Linked DNA regions of Homo sapiens: region 2 is linked to region 1. The links are chromatin contacts, found by POLR2A ChIA-PET in ENCODE. All regions are on one chromosome and are shown on one strand. Each heading gives the region's core, a stretch centred on a gene start or an enhancer-like site at or near the end of the contact. The rest is flanking DNA. Distances are from core to core; before and after follow the strand shown.

What was found. ChIA-PET counts read pairs that join two places held with the same protein, here RNA polymerase II (POLR2A).
Region 2: POLR2A ChIA-PET joins it to region 1 with 14 read pairs in activated T-cell. The contact joins two enhancer-like sites. POLR2A ChIA-PET finds 5 or more read pairs at or near these places in 2 of 52 experiments (CD4-positive, alpha-beta T cell and activated T-cell).

What each region holds. Positions count from the first base shown.
Region 1 is chr5:131,272,780-131,278,608 of GRCh38, forward strand. The region is part of intron 1 of CDC42SE2 (CDC42 small effector 2); the gene reads left to right. Among named protein-coding and RNA genes, the nearest start is that of CDC42SE2, 12 kb to the left of the region's middle. RefSeq lists an enhancer at 73-152. Within about 2 kb of position 3,517, at least 5 of the 41 ENCODE cell types and tissues checked have a DNase peak (open chromatin) inside an H3K27ac peak, as active enhancers do.
Region 2 is chr5:143,411,098-143,416,926 of GRCh38, forward strand. It overlaps a transcript of NR3C1 not described here. Among named protein-coding and RNA genes, the nearest start is that of NR3C1, 10 kb to the left of the region's middle. Within about 2 kb of position 3,279, at least 4 of the 41 ENCODE cell types and tissues checked have a DNase peak (open chromatin) inside an H3K27ac peak, as active enhancers do.

The DNA.
Region 1 (5,829 bases), core at 2,267-4,766:
TTTGGATCCACTACAATCTGCTTTTTTTCTCTTTCATTCTACCATAACAGCTCTTTTTGAGATTATTGAGTGACTTTGTTGGTGGTAAATTCCCTAGTTCTCAAGCCTAATCTCAGTGGATGTAGAAGCAATAGCAGCATTTGATGTGGTTGATAACATCATGTTTGAAATCTTCCCTTTGTTTCTGGCATATTACTGCCTGTTTTCAGTTTCTTTTGTTGGTTCCTTTTCATTGCCCCAACTTCTAAAAAATGAGGCAGTGTTTCAGGGACATATGTTTAGACCTCTTCTATATTTATATTTAGTTTTAGTCCCCTGTGATCTCATTCTGTCTAGCTAGAATTATATACATATATATATATTTTACATTTTTTTATAATTTTTTTTTTTTTTTGAGATAGAGTCTTGCTCTGTTGCCCAGGCTGGAGTGCAGTGGCGTGATCTTGGCTCACTGCAACCTCCGCCTCCTGGGTTCAAGTGATTCTCCTGTCTCAGCCTCCCGAGTACCTGGGACTACAGGCGCCCATCACCACGCCCGGCTTATTTTTGTATTTTTAGTAGAGATTGGGTTTCACCATGATGGCCAGGCTGGTCTCAAACTCTTGACTTCAAGTGATCTGCCCAGCTTGGCCTCCCAAAGTGCTGGGATTATAGGCATGAGCCACTGCGCCCAGCCTTATTTTTTTTTTTAATTAAAAAACTTTTTCTTGGCCAGGCGCGGTGGCTCATGCCTGTAATCCCAGCACTTTGGGAGGCTGAGGCAGGCAGATCACGAGGTCAGGAGATCGAGACCATCCTGGCTAACATGGTGAAACCCCGTCTCTACTAAAAATACAAAAAAAAATTAGCCAGGCGTGGCGGCTGGTGCTTGTAGTCCCAGCGACTAGGGAGGCTGAGGCAGGAGAATGGTGTGAACCCAGGAGGCGGAGCTTGCAGTGAGCCAAGATCGCACCACTGCACTCCAGCCTGGCGACAGAGACTCCGTCTCAAAAAAAAAAAAAAAAGTTTTTTTTTCTTGAGGCAGGGCCTTGCTCATCCTCCAGGCTGGAGTACAGTGGCGTGATCTTAGCTCACTGTGGCCTTGACCTCCCGGGCTCAGGTGATCCTCCTACCTTAGTCTTCCAAGTAGCTGGGACCACAGGTATGTGCCACCACATCCGGCTAGTTTTTTGTATTTTTATAGAGATGGGTTTTCATCATGTTGCCCAGGCTGGTCTTGGGCTCAAGTGATCTGCCTGCCTGGGCCCCCCAAAGTGCTGGGACTACAGGCGTGAGCTACTGCGCCCAGCCTAGAATTATATATTTCAAACTAAAAATGTTATCTTTAGTCTGGATCTGTTTCCTACCTCCAGACTTCTGTATCCATTTGCGTACTCCGCATTTTTAAGTAGATTTCTAATAGGCATCCCAGATTTAATGTCACAACTGAACTCCTTGTCCTCCCTCTTCTCCATCACCCCTCCACCCCAGTAATTGTCCCCATTCCCGTCTTCCTCATCCTATTAAATGTCAACTCCATCTTTCAGTTTCTTTGGCCAAAAACCTAGTAGACATTCTTGACTCTCTTCTTTCTCATACTCCCACATGTGATTCAAATAATTAGCATGAAAACATGTCCCTTATCTATCTTAAAAACTGCCATAAGAATAAATGTAACCACAATTTGCTCTCTTCATCTGCTGCCACCTCTGTAAGCAACCATCGTCTCTTGCATGTATTATTTTAGTAGTCTCTACATGCTGCTTCTGCTGTTTTCTGTTCTCAAACCAGCAACAAGGGCGATCTTTTGAAAATGAAAGTCTGATTATTTTACTCCTGTGTTCAAACCCTTAGTGGCTTTCCATATCGTTTATAAAAACCAGAATACTTAATACCTAAGTATTCAAGAAGTCTTGACCCTTCATCGTCTGTACGTCCTGCTTGTCTGATTTCATGTCTTACCAGTTTCTCCTTGGCTTCTTCCACTCTGGCCACATATAGACCTCCCTGAGGTCTTGAACTTGCCAAGCATAGTGTTGCTTTAGTGCTAGTAGGAATAGAGCTTCGTTTTATTCACTGCAGAATCCCCAGTATTCAGAACAGTGGAGAGCACATAATGGGGACTCAACATTTCCTGAATGAATGACTGTTAATCTTGTCACTCATGTCTTTGGTTACAGCTTATATGAATGTTTCTATAACTAAAAGTATTTGAATTTCACCTAAAACCATGTAGTCCTGTAAGAATTAAGTAGAAACAAATTTAGATGCAAGAGTATGAAGTAAGTTTCAAATCAATTTTTGTGTATGTAAAGTGAAAATACACAGTAAAATGGTAAGGGACAGAGGAGGTAGGAAAGGAAAGGAGATAAACTGATGGAATAAAGAAAAGGAAAACCTGATTTGGTAGTAGGGTGACAGCACCTTAAAAAAACCTATTTTGGGCTTGCGCTATTTTTTTTTAAAGTGATGTTTCTTCAATTCTGAGTGTTGGTGATTTACATGGACTTAGACCCTTCAATTTGGACTATATTGTAATCTTTTTTTTTTTTTTTTGAGACTGAGTCTCGCTCTTTAGCCCAGGCTAGAGTGCGGTGGTGTGATCTCGGCTCACTGCAAACTCCGTCTCCCGGATTCAAGCAATTCTTGTGCCTCAGCCTCCCAAGTAGCTGGGATTACAGGAGTCCACCACCAGGCCAGGCTAATTTTGTTTTTAGTAGGGACCAGGTTTCACCATATTGGCCAGGCTGGTCTCAAACTCCTGACCTCAAGTGATCCACCCACCTGGGCCTTCCAAAGTGCTGGGATTACAGGTGTGAGCCACTGCACCTGGCCGTATAATTTTCTTTTTATCAGGGATGTAGGCTCAAATGAGATTGGGTGCCAAAACTTCATTATTTTTCTTTTCTTTTCTTTTCTTTTCTTGCTAGTTTTTGCTAAACTTCTTTTGTTAAAGAAAGGCAGTTACTGTTACTGAGATAGCTCGATGGTATCCTGTGCATTTTTTTTTGAAAGCTCAAATAGAAGTCTCACAGTTTTAGGGAGGGATTTTTTTTAGTCTACAAAAAGTTATTAGTATGCCTGTCCTCTTAGTACTGTACTGCCTAGTTACTCTCCTTTCAAAAAAAAAAGCGTATATTTATTATATTTCCATGGTAAACTAGCAGCTACAATAATGTACACAACTCTATTGAGTAGTATTTATTAAATGCATATACATATTTGTGTTCCTAAAAATGCTTGTACATACTAAAACTGCAATTTTACTGATAGTTGGGAAATGAAAGTGCAAAAGAAATTAATGACTTGTGAAGTTCTGGTATTTCATTATGTCAAGACAAGATTTTTTTTTTTTTTCCTGAGCTGTAGATCTCATTTGCTGTTGGTTGATTAAGAAAAAAATCTTGGCCAGGTGCGATAGGCTAAGTCTGTAGTCCCAGCACTTTGGGAGGCTGAGGTGAGTGGATTGCTTGAGCTCAGGAGTTCGAGACCAGTCTGGGCAACGAGGCGAAACCCCATCTACAAAAAAAAAAAAAAAATAGAAAAATTAGCCAGGCCTGTACACCCATAGTCCCTCCTACTCAGGAGGCTGAGGTGGGCGGATTGCTTGAGCCTAGAAGGTTGAGGCTGCAGTGAGCCGAGATCTCACCACTGCAGTCTACCCTGGGTGACAGAATGAGACCCTGTTTCAAAAAAAAAAAAAATCTTTTAGATAAGTTGTTAAAATAGGTGGCTTAGAAGTTGGTGAATTAAAGAGATAATGTTTGTGTGCAAGTATAAATTATTCTCGATAAACCAGTGTAAACATTTTCCCATTTTTGTATAATATGCAATAATTTATGTCTTTATTGACTTGTATTGTGGGACTTTCATATCGCCACAATGTGTGTGTGGGTGTGTATATATATCTTTACAGTTTTTGTAATATGCAGATACAATTTAGACTCTCATATAAACATGACCATTAGAATTTTTTTTTTTTTTTTTGAGATGGAGACTTGCTCTGTCACCCAGGTGGGAATGTAGTGGTGCAATTTTGGTTCACTGCAATCTCTGCCTCCTGGCTTCAAGCAATTCTCCTGCTTCAGCCTCCCTAGTAGCTGGGATTACAGGCATGCACCATCATGCCCAGCTAATTTTTTTATTTTTTTTTGTATTTTTAGTAGAGGTGGGGTTTCACCATGTTGGCCAGGCTGGTCTTGAACTCCTGACCTCAGATGATCCGCCCACCTCGGCCTCCCAAACTGCTGGGATTACAGGCGTGAGCCACCGCACTTGGCGACCATTATAATTTTTAAAAAGCCTGTTTACATACCAAATAAAATCATCATGTTGGATGACACACTAGAAGTGTTTCTTTACAATTTTGAAATAATCTATTTTATAGACTAGGTAGTTTTCATTAGAATTTGACATTGACCTAGTTGAATTCATATGTTAGCATTTCACACATAACCATCTTGGATTAATGAGATCCTTGTTTCTGAGCTGGTGTGTAGTCCTACCACTCAGTTTATTTCAGCTGTATTCATAGTTTGATGCCCGCCATCCTACTTTAACTTCATAATGTTCTGTTTAGATTATTAAGTAATCAAAGTGGTCATATTGAGAAAACTGAATACAATTAATAGGTGTGACCCCAGTCTCATAAGGGGTCATTAAAATAATGCATGACATTATGCCTTCATTTATTCCATTCAGTACATTTATCAAACTACTATGTGAAGTTGTTTCTCAACCCATTCAGAATAAGATATAAACTGTACTCACCCAGAAAATACAAACTCAACAGTCTGTACATAATTTGGCCCTAACAGCCTATTATCTCACCTTTGCTCACTACACTCTGGCCAAGTTAGTCTGTTCAGTTTCTCAAACATGCCATTCTTGGCCTTGGCTTAGAGCTTTTACACTGGTTGTTTCCTTTGTTTGAAATGGTGTTTTCCCAGATGTTTTTTAGCCTGGCCCTTTACCTTTCCAATCTCAGCTTAAATATCACCTCCTGCTTCCTCACCACTCAGTTAAAAATAGGTCCTCCCCATCACTGTTTTAATTTCTTCATGCCATTTGTGAGTCCTTGAAATTATGTGTTTTTTAAAATTAATTTTTATGACAGTAGGGACTTCCTTTGTCTTATTCCTTGCTGTCTACAATGCCCGAAACAATACTGGCACCAAAAGGTGTTCAGTAAAAAAAAGTGTTGAGAGGATAAAGCCAGGTACCAATTTCATCTATTCCCCCCACTTTTTTTTTGAAATGGAGTCTTGCTCTGTCTCCCAGGCTGGAGTTCAGTGGCATGATCAGGACTCACTGCAGCCTTTGGTCCTATCAATTCTTGTGCCTCAGCCACCCAAGTAGCTGGGATTCCAGGTGTGTGCCACCACGCTAGCCAATTTTTTATTTTTAGTAGAGATGGGGTTTCTCCTTGTTGGCTAGGCTAGTTGAGAATGTGATCCACATTTGGGAGATCCCGCCTGGGCCTCCCAAAGTGCTGGGATTACAGATGTGTGCCACTGCGCCTGGCCTATTCTTCCTTGTGAGTGATTTTAGTGTATTAATAATTTAAAATGTCAAAAGCCTATTTCTCCTAACCTAGAAAAGAAACTGGATTATTCCGATAAAAGCCTGTTTTAGAAAAGGATGAGAAAATTTAGGAACTGTTGTGATGATTCTTAGATCAGAGTAGTTAAGTGGAGCCAGTGTTGTGCTGGAACTGGTTAGCTGATTGTGCCTCTCTCTCCAGCTCCATGTGTGACATCATGTTAGTAGCTTGAAACTGGCCATGGTGGGACATTTACAGCATGGCAGACTGCAGAAGCTACAAATCAGGGGCCCTTTTCTCAAAGAGGT
Region 2 (5,829 bases), core at 2,029-4,528, about 12 Mb after region 1:
CTGTATAAGAACATACCATACGATGGTATGATGCAGCGTATCCCTTCCTAACGCTGCATTCAGAAATGTTATTTTGGTAGTTTGAAATCAACCATGGTGGAGTACCTATACTATAGAAATTGGGAAACATGACAAACCAGAGCTTGATTTGTTTTGTTGATTGTCTAGACTGACAGAGTAGAAGAAATTTTAATAATGAAGATTGAACTTAAAAGTGCCTTAGTTTGTGAACACAAAAACTTGAGGAAATATTTTTCTAGTACTTGAAAGCTATTATCAGCAAAAGAAGTCACTTCTGTCATTAATGAACGAGTTTAGTTCCAACATCCATTTTTGTTGCTTCACTTTTATCTCGCTCATTAATGTAAAAATATCAACCAACATTCATGTTGGGACTTCAGTACCATGAATGACTTCTTTGCTGATTGGATATTAATCAGATATTTATTTGTGGTCTGATTTTGCCAAACGTGTTTGAATTTTAGCTGTAGGTTGGCTATGGACACAAATATTCTGCAAAAATCACTGAAATGGTTCTGTGAAAATCACATGGCCATATAGAATTTACTATTAAGAGTGTTATATTTTTTCTTGCTTTTTGTAAATTATGTGATACATATATGTAAAAATTATAAAACACATAGATACTCTGTTCCCCTCAGGAGCTGTTAAACATTTACTAACACACTAATGGACATAATCTAATTTACTATTTGAAAAGCTCGTTCTGCTTGCGATGTGGAGTATGAGTTGTAGGGGCTAAGGGAGAAAGCAGGGAGAGCAGTGAGGAGACAGGCACATTGGCCCAAGGAAAGATGACGAAGTTTGTATTGGTTGCAATGGCAGGGGAGCTGGGGAGCTATGGTTGGACAGGAGAGGTATTTTGAAGGCCAAAGGTAAGCAAAGCAGTCATCCAGCAGCTCTATGAAAGAGATGGACTTCCAGGAACTTTTTATGCTAAGAGAAGACCTTCTGGTGAAGAGTAAGCAGGCTTAGTTGAATGGGGTGAGTGCATAGAAAGCTGTGCCAGAGAAAAGGAGTCAGGGAGGGTTGTAGTAGGAAGTAGGAGATGTTGGCAGTTCTAGGATTTCAAGGTAAATATCTTTATATCAGATGGAGAAAGTTAGGCTGGATTGTTAGTCAAATGTCGAATTGCCTCAAAGTGCAGGGGGGGAGGGGGGAGGGGAAGCCCCAAATACCAGTAACATGTTGCAACTGGAACTCACATACTAAGCTACTCATCTAGTAATTTCATTGATTTTTGCCCACATGGAGGGGTTATTTGTTCATCTCCATGCCTTGAGCCTATCCCAATTTATAGTAGATTTTTTTTTCTCACATTTGGCAATTTTAATTATAAAACTCTCACACTGAATCACCCTGTGTTACACATATATTGCTGTCCCCTTTCATGCTTCTCACTTCTTCATTCCTATTTTTCTTTGCTATGCCATAAAGAAGGACCCTACCAAAAGCCACCCTATTGTCTTGCCTATTAGTTATCAGAAAACTTCTGGCAACCACAGTTTTCCCCACTTTCCCTGCTTCCTCCATTATAACCTACAATCTATATTCCACATTACAGGTTTTTTTGTTTGGGTTTTAACATTTTTCAAGAGAAGTTATTACATTTTATGGAGTTTAAAAAATAGTAAATGTTTTGCAAAAGAAAGAATCATGTCTCCACATTCACCCACCCTTTCAACCCTAATGACCAGAAGAAGGAAAGATTCTCAGCTATACAGCTACCAATGACTAACACTTTGAGGATTCAGTTTGGATATGTTGTTTACTTTGGTCTTCTGATGATTAGCTATTTTAGGCATGGTTTCAATCAATCAGGGAATGTTTATTAATAGAAGAGACTTTCTTAATTAATATTCTCTCCATTCATTCCTTCAACAAAAGAGAATTCCTTCAACAAAATACAATTCCTTCAACAAAATAGCAACTATTATATGTTAGGCCCCAGTATAAGGCTGCAGGGATATCAAAATGATAACAATCTCTTCTCTGGAGGAAATGGAGACAGATACGGTTACAAGTCATTATAGAACAATGCAGACTTACAGAAATGTGTTAGATGCATAGGGCACTTCATAAGCTTCAAGAAGTCATCTGGTGTTTAAGGTTAGGAAAATGGGTGTGGATATGGAGATGGTGGTCACGGAGGGTTTCCTAGAGGTTAGCAGGACTGACTTGAATTATGAAGGGTTTTCTTCAAGTTATTTGTTTTTTTTTTCTCTTGAAGATAATACTTCTAATGGAAGCTTGTAGACAACATTCATTAGGTCATTTTTTGGTGCATTTATAAGAAACCCCACTGTTAAAAACAGAGTTTTTTGATTCACTGAAAAGTCCAGGGGAAGTTTAATTTCAGGAGGCATGACTGGATTCAGGGGCTCAAATGAAGTCCAAAGGGCTTAAATTTTATCCCTTAGCTTCATTTTCCTGTTTTGTTTTGTTTTGTTTTCTGGAAAGATTATCTCCACCTCTCCACCTGGTGGCCTGTGGCACCTGGATTTAACACATCCTGCCAGGTTAGTAACTTCAGTGGAAAGAGTTCTTTTCCCATAATTTTAGTAGTTGTTCCTGGGAGGGGTTTCACTGGTCTAGTTGGTTCAAATGCTTATCCCTGGACCAATAACTATGACCAAGGGATGTCAGGAATGTGTACTATGATGGGCAAAGCCTAGCTCAAGTGCCCACCACTGACACCTAAGAATGGGGTACAAATGAAAGAGAGAGAAGAGGAGGTGCTTCTCCAAATAATTGGAGATTTTAAATTTAAATAGGAGAAAAGGGATTTCTGGGCATGCAGAAAAAAACCCAGATGTCCATGACAATAGCTTTTTATCAAAATATTAACAGTGACATAAACATCATATTTTACATTTTAAGAGAATAGACATGACTTAAAATGTTTGTCAGCAATGGAAAGAACCCTGAAAATTAAGTATAGTTGTTACAAGTTTTATTGGTTTCACTTCCTGCCTTTAATAGAATGTGGGTTTGTACTTTGAAATTTCAAATGTTACACAAATGAATTGATGATTGCTTTGCAGAAATAGTATCTCCACTTAATTGGGCCTTTTTTGGGTGATGAAGTGATGTTTACAACTTTTAAGCTAGTTTTATCGTCTTCCACTGAAGGAGTTTGTCTCACTTGAATATGATTCCAACAATATGATGGGTATAGGCGGCTGCAGTGAGCCTCTGTCTGCTTATTTTGCTCCTTCTGTCTTGACAAGCTGAATGTCACGCAAATGTCTCAAGCCTCTGCACTGGGCAGGCAGGAAGCCAGAACCAGTAATAGAAGCAGTAGGCACTCTGTGAATACTTGCTGATTAATTTTAGCTCCATAGGCCTGATGGGTTTTCCATCCCTATAATTACCATCAGCAAATAGTTATTGAATGATGTCCAGCATATTTTTATTTCCCTTTTCTTGATCCTGATTTTCATTTTCTATTTTACCTCTCTGTGATTTTATCACGTGTGTTTCTGTTCATCAGACTAACAGAGCCTCCTGTGATTAGTTTATAATCACTCAGTTTTATTTCTACCTATGAGATATCTTTATCTGTCTGTCTAAATTTGTCTTTGTTATGACCCAGTTCAAGTTCTTTCTGGAATTAGGGAAAGGATGAAGTGTGAAAAAAAAGGAATTAAATAGTTCGGTTATTGAATGGCTATTTTGTGCTTGATGCTATATTAGTACATTTCCACATTTGCTTTACAAGTTAGTCTTTCTTATTAGAAGTAATGCTTAACAAGCCTACAAGTACTGACTGGGCTCACTTTATAGAGAAAATGGAGAGCAGTGAAGGGTGAGGAGGTTATGAGTTATGGATATGACAAATGGGGAAAGATCTTACAGAAGAGAGATTGGGGCCATCCAAGAAAAATCGTTATCTTTGTGTAGACGGCATTAGAAGGATGAAAAATAACTTTAGATATTACTTATGCCTTTAAGAAAAAAACTTCAAAAGATGCTAGAAAATAACACATACTTATTGTAAAAATCCAAACATACAGAAGGTAGAAATGTATAAAGGTAAAAACTTCCTCACACAATCCCATTTTGCAGATGTAACTATTTTTTTCTTTTTATATTTTGATGGCAACAAATTTGTAATTATTTTTGAGTTTTTATGTATATTCCAGATCCCCCACCCCATTATTCCCCTCTTTAAAAACTTTTATTATGTGAAATAGAAAGTAGAATTGTGACTATCAGAGGCTGGGAAGGGCAGGGGGAAGGGGAGGATGGGGAGAGATTAGTTAACGATTACAAAATTACAGCTAGATAAGAGGAATGAGTTCTGATGTTCTGCAGTACCATAAGGTAAATGTGATTAACTATAATTTATTGTATATTTTCAAATCCTTTTTGTCTATACATGGATGCATGCATGCATATATGTTTTTTAAAAACAAAAATGAGATTTTACTACATGTATTTTTCAACCTTTATTCATCAAATGTTATTGGACATCTTTTCATCTTTTCAATATTTTCAGGTAATAGTAGCATAGTATACCATTGTTTTAACCTTTCCTTATTGAAGTATATGTAAATTGTTTTCAATTTTTCACTATTGCAAGCCATGCTGCAATGAATATTTTTGTATCTAGATCTTTCTGCTATTGTACAATTATTATAGAATTGAAATTTCTCAGGCAAATGTGATTTGCAACAATTATCAAGCACCCAAAAGTGCTACATTATTGGGCTCATTTTAAAAATGCTTGTCCACTACAGCTCATTTTCTACTTTCATCTTCCTTTAGACATTCTAGAAAAAATCAATTAGAGCAGTAGTCATGGATGGCTATGCAGGACAGGCTACTAGCTGGAGACCCCTCATGTTTTGCTATTGATACAGTTTTGCTGAATCCATCCTTATGTTAAATGCATTAACAATTTAAGAGGATTGGTTTACATATGAACTGGGAAGGGATTATTCAGGGATACCATAATGCTTGATGGCTGCCTCCATCCTACCAGGGACCCTGATCTGCCCTGTTGTGGCCACATGGTAGATAGGTACTGTTTTACTTGCCAAGTATCCCCTCTCCACATATGATACTAGGACCTAACATTTCCTTTGGAAAACTATCCTTTCCCTAACTTTGGTCCATGCGCTTATGGTGGTATTAACCCATCTGTAACTCTGCATGGGCCAGGTCTGGTAATATCAGAGATAGGCACATGACAGGGACAGATACACCTTAATTCTTGGCTTTCTGGGACTACTTGGAAACTTGTCTTGTTTCTCAACAGGAATAGCTAAGCTGATACGATGCAAGCTTGGAGCAGCTGTGGTCTACCACTTAGAGACTCCATTGGATTGAGGTTTGCAAAAAAAAAAAGCAAAGAGATCTGGAAATAGATTCCCAATTATATAATATGAATGTCTAGATCCTAAGGTGAGGGCTGCTCCTAGACTTGACTATTACACACTTCAATACATTATTCCCCCTCCTTCTCTTCCTCCTCCTTCCTCTTCAGCCAGCTGGAGTTAGCTAACACTTGCATCAGAAAGGGTCCTGACATCAGAAGTAAAGGTCTAAAACATGGGGGTGTTGCTCCTTCTGGAAGAGACAGGGAGGTTAAGGTTACCAGACATGGAGGATGACCCCAAAAGAAAAGGGGAGCCCAAAAGAGAAGCCAGTTGAATGTCTAAAAATAAACTTTACCTGCTTCACAAGTTTGGCTCGAGTTTCCTTTTAATGATTAACTAGATGAGATGGTCAAACTCCTTCTTTATTTAAAATACACAAACATAAATAAGAATATCAGTCTTCAGTTAATTCACCTATTCTGGT